3 separate regions of the Homo sapiens genome follow, and all the other regions are linked to region 3. The links are chromatin contacts, found by Hi-C or POLR2A ChIA-PET in ENCODE. All regions are on one chromosome and are shown on one strand. The core of a region is the stretch at or near the end of the contact, and the rest is flanking DNA. Distances in the headings are between cores, read along the strand shown. Region 1 holds the start of NFKB1 (nuclear factor kappa B subunit 1). Region 2 overlaps NFKB1-AS1 (NFKB1 antisense RNA 1). Region 3 has its middle 140 kb from the start of LINC01218.

Evidence for each region. A loop is a pair of places that touch in the nucleus more often than their neighbours do. ChIA-PET counts read pairs that join two places held with the same protein, here RNA polymerase II (POLR2A). Pooled maps may share reads with other maps.
Region 1: a loop to region 3 is called in a map of naive thymus-derived CD4-positive, alpha-beta T cell, with 6 times the contacts of the local background. The contact joins the promoter of NFKB1 here to the enhancer-like site in region 3. A Hi-C loop is called at or near these places in 1 of 168 maps with a recorded cell type or tissue (naive thymus-derived CD4-positive, alpha-beta T cell), 5 of 37 single-sample maps with no recorded cell type and 8 of 50 pooled maps. POLR2A ChIA-PET finds 5 or more read pairs at or near these places in 1 of 52 experiments (activated T-cell).
Region 2: a pooled map shows a loop between it and region 3 (4-fold over the local background). The contact joins two enhancer-like sites. A Hi-C loop is called at or near these places in 1 of 37 single-sample maps with no recorded cell type and 6 of 50 pooled maps. POLR2A ChIA-PET finds 5 or more read pairs at or near these places in 1 of 52 experiments (GM12878).

The regions. Positions count from the first base shown.
Region 1 is chr4:102,499,693-102,503,558 of GRCh38, forward strand. It overlaps NFKB1 (nuclear factor kappa B subunit 1), which reads left to right and starts at 1,667. Exons shown (of 24, transcript NM_003998.4): 1 at 1,667-2,096. It overlaps NFKB1-AS1 (NFKB1 antisense RNA 1), which reads right to left and starts at 2,794. Exons shown (of 5, transcript NR_136202.1): 1 at 2,747-2,794. RefSeq lists silencers at 1,347-1,606, 1,617-2,186 and an enhancer at 2,297-2,346.
Region 2 is chr4:102,429,556-102,433,067 of GRCh38, forward strand. The region is part of intron 2 of NFKB1-AS1 (NFKB1 antisense RNA 1); the gene reads right to left. Among named protein-coding and RNA genes, the nearest start is that of NFKB1, 70 kb to the right of the region's middle. Within about 2 kb of position 1,625, at least 31 of the 41 ENCODE cell types and tissues checked have a DNase peak (open chromatin) inside an H3K27ac peak, as active enhancers do.
Region 3 is chr4:101,019,573-101,023,113 of GRCh38, forward strand. No RefSeq gene overlaps it. Among named protein-coding and RNA genes, the nearest start is that of LINC01218, 140 kb to the left of the region's middle. Within about 2 kb of position 1,544, at least 11 of the 41 ENCODE cell types and tissues checked have a DNase peak (open chromatin) inside an H3K27ac peak, as active enhancers do.

The DNA.
Region 1 (3,866 bases), core at 417-2,916, 1.5 Mb after region 3:
CCCTCTCTCTTTCTTTCTTTCTCAGAGTATCGCTCTGTCTCGCCCAGGCTGGAGTGCAGTGGCGCAATCTTGGCTCACTGCAACCTCTGCCTCCAGGGTTCAAGCGATTCTCCTGCCTCAGCCTCTGGAGTAGCTGGGATTACAGGCGCCCGCCACCACGCCCGGCTAATTTTTTTGTATTGTTAGTAGAGATGGGGTTTCACCATATTGGTCAGGCTGGTCTCAAACTCCTGACCTCAGGGGATCCACCCGCCTTGGCCTCCCAAAGTGCTGGGATTACAGGTGTGAGCCACCGCACCCGGCTCACAGAATTTCTTAAAAAGTCATTGTGTTCAGTCTTTATGGATCCTCTAAATTCCAGCTGCTCAGCCTCCCGGAGCTAAATGAGATCACTTAAAGGTCGACTGTTGGGGCCTCCAAGGTCGCCTCGGAGACTCACCTCATAGGCAATCAAATGGATCGCTGGGTTTTTGTGTGTGTGGGTTTTTTTTGTTTATTTTTTTTTTCCAGAAAAACACTCCACCAAGAAGGTTTTTATAACCTACTGGAGGAGGAGGATGGAGAGTGGGCACGAAAGGACTAGGATGAACATGCCATAAGCAATCTAAATGCCACTGCAATATTGCCTGGTGAGGACCTGATTACTGATGTTTTAAAGCTAAGCTTTCAGTTGTCACTCCACCCAGTAGTGAAACAATGAGCTCTAAAATATATATTTCGGCTCAAGCTTTCTTATGTGGGGAGGTAATCCACCCGAAGGTATCCCCAGCCTGTACCTAATACAGTGCCCAGCACTAAAGCAGCTCAGATGCCAGTGAATGGTGGCCACTGGGAGGCCTGTCAGTGGGTGCCAGTAGCGGTCTCTTCAGAGAAAAAGAAAACTCCCCTCTGCCAGATCAGTATTTTATGAGCTGTGAACCAAAACCATTGCTACCACCATCACTATAATTCTATCCACAGTAATTATCATAAAGGCCTAACAATGCCTTGTAGATGAACATTCTGAGTAACTGCTCTATAACCAGGAGATTTAAGACCGCACCAAAAACCAGTAGAGGGTTATACTTTACTGGGCACAAGTCGTTTATGATAACGAAATTGTAGTTTAATCTGTGAAGAGATGTGAATGTAACTGAGACACGCTTAAATGGAATATACAGATGAGCTTTATTTTTATATCTGGCATGCTTGGATCCATGCCGACCCTCCAGCTGCTCGGGCCTGCCCTTAGGGGCTATGGACCGCATGACTCTATCAGCGGCACTGCCACCGCCGCCGCCTCCGTGCTGCCTGCGTTCCCCGACCATTGATTGGGCCCGGCAGGCGCTTCCTGGGGGCTTCCCTACCGGCTCCAGCCCTTGGGATTCGGGAGCGCCCTGCTAGGAAGCCAGAGCCCCGCAGGGGCCGCGGCGTCCAGGCCGCCTAACGCGCGCCCCTCGCCCGGCGCCCCGAAGCGGCCCCGAGGGGCGGGAGCCGAGGCGAGCGGCAAGGCCGGGCCGGGGGCGCACAGCGCCCCTAGAAGTGCGGGCTTCCCCCACCCCCGGCAGCGACCCTACCTCCCGCCCCCGCTGCGTGCGCGCGTGTGTCCGTCTGTCTGTATGCTCTCTCGACGTCAGTGGGAATTTCCAGCCAGGAAGTGAGAGAGTGAGCGAGACAGAAAGAGAGAGAAGTGCACCAGCGAGCCGGGGCAGGAAGAGGAGGTTTCGCCACCGGAGCGGCCCGGCGACGCGCTGACAGCTTCCCCTGCCCTTCCCGTCGGTCGGGCCGCCAGCCGCCGCAGCCCTCGGCCTGCACGCAGCCACCGGCCCCGCTCCCGGAGCCCAGCGCCGCCGAGGCCGCAGCCGCCCGGCCAGTAAGGCGGCGCCGCCGCCCGGCCACCGCGCGCCCTGCGCTTCCCTCCGCCCGCGCTGCGGCCATGGCGCGGCGCTGACTGGCCTGGCCCGGCCCCGCCGCGCTCCCGCTCGCCCCGACCCGCACTCGGGCCCGCCCGGGCTCCGGCCTGCCGCCGCCTCTTCCTTCTCCAGCCGGCAGGCCCGCGCCGCTTAGGAGGGAGAGCCCACCCGCGCCAGGAGGCCGAACGCGGACTCGCCACCCGGGTAAGCCAAACTCGGGCGAGTGGGGGCCCGGCAGGGGACGCGTGGCCCAAGTCCTGCCGCCCAGCCCTCCGCACCCCCTCCAGCCCCACTCGGACTTCCTCATTCCTGCGCTAACCGCTGGGCTAGACCGTGGGAGGAGGTTGACAGTAGCTGAGAGGCACATGGGATTAGCGACAGCGGGGAAAGACACATCCGGACCTCGCAGGGGCTAGTCGGCCGAAGGGCCGCGGCCGCCCGGCGGTCATTTCTCTTCACGTCCCTCCGCGGGGCGGGAACGCGAACCGGAGGGGAACTCTTACAAACTTTTAAAATCCCCAACCCCAGCCCCACCTGGGGGATGGTGAGAAGGTTGGAGTGCGCTGCGGCGCGGAGGAGAGAGGGAAGGTGGTTGGTGCAGTGCAGAACCAGATTTCACCTAAGGGCGTTCCATGAAATGAAAGCAGAAGTGCTTGTCAGTCCTCTTGGCTGGGAAAGCCCTCCCCAGCTCCCCAGAATTGAATAGGAGAGTCTATTCATCCCTCTCCTACTTCTAAAAGAAACCTGGCTCGCTCTCTGTCTCTCTCTCTCTCCCCCCTCCCCCCCTCCGTGCGCGCGCGCGCGCGCACACACACACACACACACACACACACACACACACACGATATAGTCACCTGCTATAGGACTTGATTCTGATCCTCCGGGGCCTGGCATTTGAGAGAGAAAATAAATTACCTACCTGGATACTTAGAGCACTTTTTAGACTTGATTATGTAAAACTCTTGGACAGTGCCACCATGCATTATGCATGACCGCTGAAACAAAAATAATGTAAAAACAAGGCCTATCCTAAATGCAAGTTTTTCTATGGTCCTTAAAAACAGACACCAGGGAATGTTTGCCCTGACTTGCTGGTTTATCCTGAAACTCAAATGGGACTTAATGATACAGGATTTAATTATCAAGATTGACATGTTCATGGACTTTGTTAAGTAGAGGTTTTCAGCATTACAGTTTATGAAATAACCATATTTAACTCAAAGATTTTTTTATAAAGCTCATAATCTGAAAAAATGCTTATGGTATTACTAAAACATTTAATAGCTCTGGCATCAAAATATTCTACATACTGGTGATCTTTTAGTAAATAGTAAAGGTTAGGGTCAAGATATTCAATAATTTTTTTCTAGCAGAATCCCACAACTGAATATTGTCAAGCAGTTTAAACTGCATTCGTGTTTGTTAAAACTTTAAAAGGGAAACTTAAAACTAAAGTATGTTGTTTTTCTGATTTTAATATTGTGCTTTCTAGAGATGAATCCTTTTACTGTTTGAGGCACTATAGGAATTATGTATTTAAATGTATGTATTTAAATTTGAAGCAATGTACTTTTTTGAGTTTATAAACTTGGGAAGACAGGAAATAAAAAGATTTGTTTCCTGTAGAATTTTACATTCATGATTTAATTGAATTGCTAAAATGGAAAGAACATGTACGATTAATGGAGACTTGGAATCTGAGATTATTCATCCATATTGATACACCTGCAATTCCTAAATGCCCTCCCCTGCTTGTTTAGATAAAATGTCTTCCTGGGCTGCAGCCTACTGGACAAACTTGAACACAAAGGAACACACGTTATATGTACATTTAATACTGGAACCGAAAAGCTGCTTGCAGTGAAAAGCAAACCACTTCTAAACTCTTTGAGACTTTTTAAAGAAGGTAGTATAATCCTTTTAGGGGTTGGTGGTGATGTGAAAATCTATTATCTTTTTGCTGAAATTTCATTC
Region 2 (3,512 bases), core at 375-2,874, 1.4 Mb after region 3:
TCAGGATTGGAGCCAACAGAAGGGCTAAGGTGGAAGATAAGAACAGAGTGGGAATGACTGATGAAGCAACATTCCAGGAATGGAGATGGGGAGGAAAGAAATGGAATCAAGGGCTCCAGGAGAGGGCTTGGCTTTGTGCTAGAAGGACACATCATCCTCCAAATATGTGGAAAGGAGTTAAGAAAGTGTCTATATATTAGTAAGTGCTGGGCAGGGTGGACAATTGATGGATGACTGTAACTTTCTCAAGTAAGAAACAAGGTGGTTTTTGGGAGCCTGAGGCAGGAGAATCGCTTGAACCCGGAAGGCGGAGGTTGCAGTTAGCCAAGATCGCGTCACTGCACTGCAGCCTGGCGACACAGCGAGACTCCATCTCAAAAAAAAAAAAAAAAAAGAAAAAAAAGCAGATTAACAAGGTGGTTTACTGAGAACATTGGCAGTTAAATGTTGAGGAAATGATGAAGATTTGGAATAGAAGCCAAAGAGGATGATAAAGAAAGCTAAGCAAAACAAGTAAACTTGTATTACTCTGGATTAAGCTCTTGGAACTCATTTCTCATAAGTTTTTAAAATCTTGATAACCACTGATGAGAGAATACACCAAATAAGTATTTTGGCAATTAGTCTTCCTATTTCACTAGCAATTGTGTTTAGATAAAAATCATTATAATTACATCTTAAGCTTCTTGTAATACATTAGACTTACAAAACTGCAAACACTATACTAGATATTATGTATGTATATATTATATTATATTATATAGATCATATACATTATGTGATACTAAATGCCAAAATTTTACTTGATGTTTTGAAGTGCTTAGTGTTGTTCAATGCTTACTTTAGCCAGCTGTTATGTTTTCAGACAGTGATTTGCTTTAGTCTTCTCTTCCTTGCAGAATCATAAGGAACCTTAGCTTATGAGAGCAGTTTCTTCAAGAATCTGCTTATTAGAGTAAATAGAATGAATTTCATTTCGTACAGTTACTACTACAACATTTGATGATACCAAAAGCAAAGTGAAACCTGAAGCATGCTCACATAATAAATTACAAAATTTTCCATATGAAGCATTCTTTATTTTCTGAACCCAAAGCTCTGTGTCCCTTTGTAATGAATCAGCATCTCAGGCAAATGTTCTTGTGAGGAGGCAAATTTTTCCCACTGGATTTAGCACTTAAAACAGAAGTTGTCCCCACCACCACCACACTTTCTAAATACAAAGAGCCCTGTTATAAGATAGTCTCATCTGAGTTGTTTTTCTTTTTTCTTTTAGATTATGTGGGAAATGTGTTGCATATTTGCATTTAGTATTTGTGCAAATGTTTTAAACCTTTTTCTCCGTGTTGAAGCTGGTTTCGGTTATAGTTATCCGAATAAGGGGGGGAAAGAGGTGAAAGGACAATATAGTTTAAAGTATTTAAAGCCCTAAAACTTCACAAACCAGGAATTAAATATAAAGGTATTCGAGTTTTTTCTGACTTATGAAAATTTAAAGAGCAGTACCGGCCGGGCGCGGTGGCTCACTCCTGTAATCCCAACGCTTTGGGAGGCCGAGGCGGGCGGATCACGAGGTCAGGAGATGGAGACCATCCTGGCTAACACGGTGAAACCCCGTCTCTACTAAAACTACAAAAAAATTAGCCGGGCGTGGTAGCGGGCGCCTGTAGTCCTAGCTACTCCGGACGCTGAGGGAGGCTGAGGCGGGAGAATGGCGTGAACCCGGGAGGCGGAGCTTGCAGTGAGCTGAGATCGCGCCACTGCACTCCAGCCTGGGCGAGAGAGATTCCGCCTCAAAAAAAAAAAAAAAAAAAAAAAAGAGCAGTACCAAAAATATGTAAGGTTTTCTTAGAAAATATAAAGTGCTAACCTAAAAAGGAAAATAATGTATTTGCCACATTTAACAAACACTTATGGACCAAGATAAAACAGATAGCCCATAAATTTGGCGTTGTCCCTTTAATGTACATGTCTATAGTGCCACCATGTGGTACTACCGGTGTTGTAAATATTTCTAAATACAGTAATTCAGATATTCTGAAAGTTAGACACTAGATGGCAGTATATTTCCCTTTAAAATTGTTTATTCATGTTCAAAGGCAGTATCTATTTTTTATGGTATAACTTTGTTGAAAAGTAAAAAAAATTACTACAGTTTTTAAAATAATATGCTTTGTAACATAGACTGATTGCATTAAAAAGTATGCTTTTAATCATCATTTATTTCTCAAATAGAAGCAAAATATTAAAATAACTACTTGCTTCCTTTATTAGCATGCCCAACCTAGGCAAAAGAATCTCACCAATTTTTTCTTCTTCTACTAAAGTCCTGTGATTAGCACAGTAGGATCCAACTGTATTGATTCTATATAATTACTAATTAACAAAATTTTACTAAGTAAAGACTTAGAGGCAGAAAAAACAATGAGAAATTTAGGCAACGAGTCAGCTTAGGTTCATTTATGTACTGTCTTCAATGGCTAAAGAAGAAATATTGGCAGGGGAGGGCTATGACTTTCATTCTATCTCCCTTTTATCCTGCTTCTGAGGCTAAGGGCTCTTCCTAATTTATCCTGGCAATCAGAAAGAAATACTCTATGCCATCCTGAAATACAAATCCAAGATGCATTGTTCAGGAGGTTTTCCTAGTTGGAAACAGCAAGTGCTACATGATATATCAGCATCCAACAGAGCCATGGCTTTTTGTATAGAAATTTGTCTTTTCCTTAATATAAACAAAATCCAGATCTTCCAAAACTGTCAAAGGATCACCAGGCACACAAAAAACGTTAGCAGGAGCATGAAGCCCCAACTCTAGTTAATGTATTAATTTCTCCTTTGGGCTCTTGCTTCTGACATCTGCCTCTACTAGGTAGGTTTGAGACAAGAAGTAAAGGAATGCTCATTTACCTTTAATATCCTAGCCCATTTTTGGACAGAGACCCTGCCTTTAACACCAATAAGCAAAACTACAACAGAGCTAGCATATTTAAATGAGACTTAACTAAATAAAAAGGAATAACTATAGATTGCTTGATAGAAACAGAATTACATTAGTTCCATCAGAACTAGTTTCCTGATAGTTTTTATAATTAATATGTAAAAATATTTAACTATCCCCTTGATTTTTGAGTACTCACTGGGAGAAAATTAAACCATGTCCTTTCCCTGGAATGATTCTAATTCCTCACAAGAAAAAACTTGAGCTTGGAAACCTTGAGTCTTGATAGAATTTGATTACCTTTGAGATAGCATTGGGGGTGGAAGGTGGCAAGGAAATAGCCTTTTTGTGCTTTGGAACTAAAAATATGTAGAAGTGATCTTCACCAATAACCCTCTCCTCACACATATGCAGAAAATCAGGACTTTGGGAAGGTACATGAGGCAAGTGGGCTAAATTGTTTGAAAAGGGGCCTGTCATAATGGGTGGAGGGGTAAATGGCTGAGCTCAAGTACTCGAGTCCTCCAAGAAGAAGAGGGAGGACCAGGCTGCATGTTCCCACCCACTCCCA
Region 3 (3,541 bases), core at 294-2,793:
CATTTGACTCTGCATGCTGCTGAATACAACAATAACTGAAGTTTACTGAGTGCCTACTTTCTGCCAGGCACCATGCCTACTACTTTATTTGCATCATCCCTTTTGAAACCCGTGAAAAGCTTATGAACTAATTACTGTCATTGCCTTCATATCACCAGGGAGAAAATGAGATTTAAAGAAGCTTAGTTTCTCAAGTTCACACAGACATCTAATAAGTATCAGAGCTATAAAAATTCCAACCCAGGCCTAACTGTAGGCCAGGACTGGTGTCAAGAACCCTATACAGAAGTGAGTACATGTGGCACACACATTGATTTATTTTCACTGCCACTGCATATTGTGAGAGACTAGATTTTTGTCTTGAATTTCACTGTACTCCTTTCTCTGCCACAGGCCTAGTAGAAATAGCTACACAATAATGCACCCAGTTGATCAGGTGGTAGTCCTCTCCCCAAGCACTCTCACATTCTCCAGCTGTGGCCTTCCCTTCTCTATAAACACAGCTATCTTTATTAGTCTGTGACTAGCCCTGTCAGAAACATATGAGTTAAATTTTACTAAGATGTTAATAGCTGACAAAGGTTGGTGGTTTCCTTCTCTGATTTGTATCTTAAAAAAAAAAAAAAAAGATTTTTAGAGAAGGTGTTTTGAACTCAAAGGAATGACTCATGGTAAAACTTCCGGAAGGTAAACAGTGTTGAATATATATTCAAAAGGCATTTTGTGAGCAAATTCTGGCAAGCTGATGGTGATAATGGGTGTGGTTGTTATGGTAAGGTAGGGTGGTGTGAAATAAGCAATCTTTTCAATATGAAAGCATTCCATTCTCTTCAAGGCACAGGCAACTTTTTTCATTGATTCTTCACCAGGAATCTCCAGATACTCCACCACCACTTATCTCCTTTTTCTGGGTGAAGTCTAATACACTAAAACAACAACAACAACAACAAAACCACCGCTTTCTTCTCATAACCTTTTCAGTTGTGAATGTTGTATTACATACTTAAATAATTCCCACATTTTTGTGTAAATTCATATCCATTAAACAACTATAAATGAAAATTAAATTAATCATACATAATCTTGTGTAACAGCCGTGTTAAGCAGTAAAATATTTGCCTGTGCTAGAAAATCTGTAGAAATAAAAATATAGAACTGAAATTTAAGTTAGCTTTAGAAATAAATTGGACTAGGTTTCTCAAACTTGTCTGATCCACAAGAATTTTGGTGGATGCTTATTAAAATGTAGGCTCCACTCCAGACCTTTGGGGACCAGGAAATTCTTACGAGAAAGAACAGGTAACATTGAACTGGGGTAAGTGTTTCAGCTGCTCTTCAATAATGGTTTGCCATTTGGAATCTGGGAGTGCCCACACCATAAGGTCATGCCAAAAAATATTTTATTTCTCCTTCCCTACCTCCCCTTCTTCCAAGAAACACTATGCCAGGCAGTGTTTCATCCTAAGAATGCAAAGATAGCAACAATGCTCACTGCAGTGCCAGACAGACAATAAACAATTACATGCAGTGGATTAAGTGTCAAAACGGAGGTAGTACAGGATACTGTGTGCTTAGAGAGGAGGAAATGACTCATTCCAGTATTTAAGACACATCTGAAATCTGCACATAGAAGATGCATGAATACAGACCCAGAGAATTGAGGAAGCCTGGTGTCTTCCGAACATTGTGAGAAGTCCACTATGGCCGAAGCTCAGGGTCAAGTTTGGGGTAGATGAGATTGGCAGGAATCAGATCGTGAATACACTTACATGCCACCTTGTAAGACTCTCTGCAGGACAGTCCTGCAGACAACCTGGAGTTGTTGAGAAGCCTAAATGTTTCCAGCAATTGGTATAAAAAGATTTGAAAATATAACATGACAAAAATGCCTTAGGGGAGAAGTTTAAGTCAACTTTGTTCTAAGCTAATATTCTATAGTCAATTAAAACTTTGATAATCTAGTGGAGACTCTTTTCAGCTGATACACAGCAAAAAACATAAAAGAGCTGCTTTGGTTGATGCAGAAAGCTCAGTCCCATGTCAGTATTCCTGGAAATACAAGCTTCTAGCCAACAGTTTGCAAATCAAAGTTCTGTGTTTTCGGAAGACTGAATAATTGCATGGATATTTAGAATCTTACGATTGAAGGGTAATTTAGATATCACCTAGTTCAATGTCTATCTTTGAAGAGAGTTTCTTCAACTACATCCAGTATAACTCCTTCCAGGCAGCATCACTCAGGAGGTGTCTAGGCACTGAATAAAGTTTGCCCAGGTTTTAACACTTGCAGCAAAGGGGAGGCACTTGCACTCTCCTGCAGCTTACTCTCTGGTTAAGCAGAGTCATTCCTTAAGCATCTATCCTATGGTAATTAGGCATCTTTCTGATTTAAAGAACGTCTTTTGGGATAACCAACTTGGTATTATAGCTATCATGACTTCTGCTGCTCACCTTTTAAGTTTCTTCAGTCCTTCCTTAAAACAGACACTCTCTCCTGCTGGGTCTCCATTCTCCCACATGCATTCCGATTTGACAATGTTGCCTTTTCAAAATTCCATCGCCAGACATAGGTGCAACAATTCTTTCACTACTTTCTGCCTCCCATTTCTATGTATGCATTTTTTAAAAAAGACATTTGTCCTGAAAGGGCCTGGTCAGGGGCTTTTCTGGCTAATATTACCTTAAAATATATAAAGAAGGAATATCCATGAAACGAAAAGAGCAGTTCAGTGTTAAGCCTGACAGTGACTCACTGTACAATGGAATGCTGACATTTAACATTATAATAAAAACTGGTATGTTGTTAAGATTGGCAGGCATTTTGTGTGTTTATGTGGAAAAAATAAGAACCTAGAACAGTGAAAGGAACATGGCAGAGACCTGGTGTTTGAGCAATGAATAAAATAAAAAGCCACATAACAAGGGAAAAGGACATCTCTTCAGTTGCGGAGATCTCAAATTTGTTCAACCCAAGGGGCTTTCAGTTTTGAAGAAACTGGTGGGGCAAACTGAAAGGTCCCCTTTTCTAAATGGAGTGTGACAAGAGGGATCCAGTGAGTGAGAGACATGAAGTAGTAAGGTGAAAGTGTGAGACATTTAAGACAGACCATTGCCATGGTGCCTCCTACGGGGCTGACTTCATGTTGGGGGCCCTGGTTTCTGAGTAGAAAAATAGATGTGTATTAAAATTTATTTCACATGGGATGTGGCGAGGGTGAGAGGGAAGAAGTGTTTCAGGATAAGGCCATTCTGAGGGTTTCAGCCTCACCATGACACCACGTTCTGGGCTGATGCCACGAGATACTTCCAGCTTTGATGTCATCCTAAGTCATACACTGTAGATGGGCAGAGATGTTTCTCTTCCCCTCCAGTTCGTTCATCTCATCACACAAGTTTGGTTTCTGAAGATTTTTCTTTTTCTCAAATACCATTTACGGAGAACAGAAGTAGAGGATATTTTAGACAGGAAAAACAGCTGATGCAGGGTCCGTCAAATCTAGCTCTTCGTTCTTGAAAACAGTTGAAAATTCAGCACTGAGTT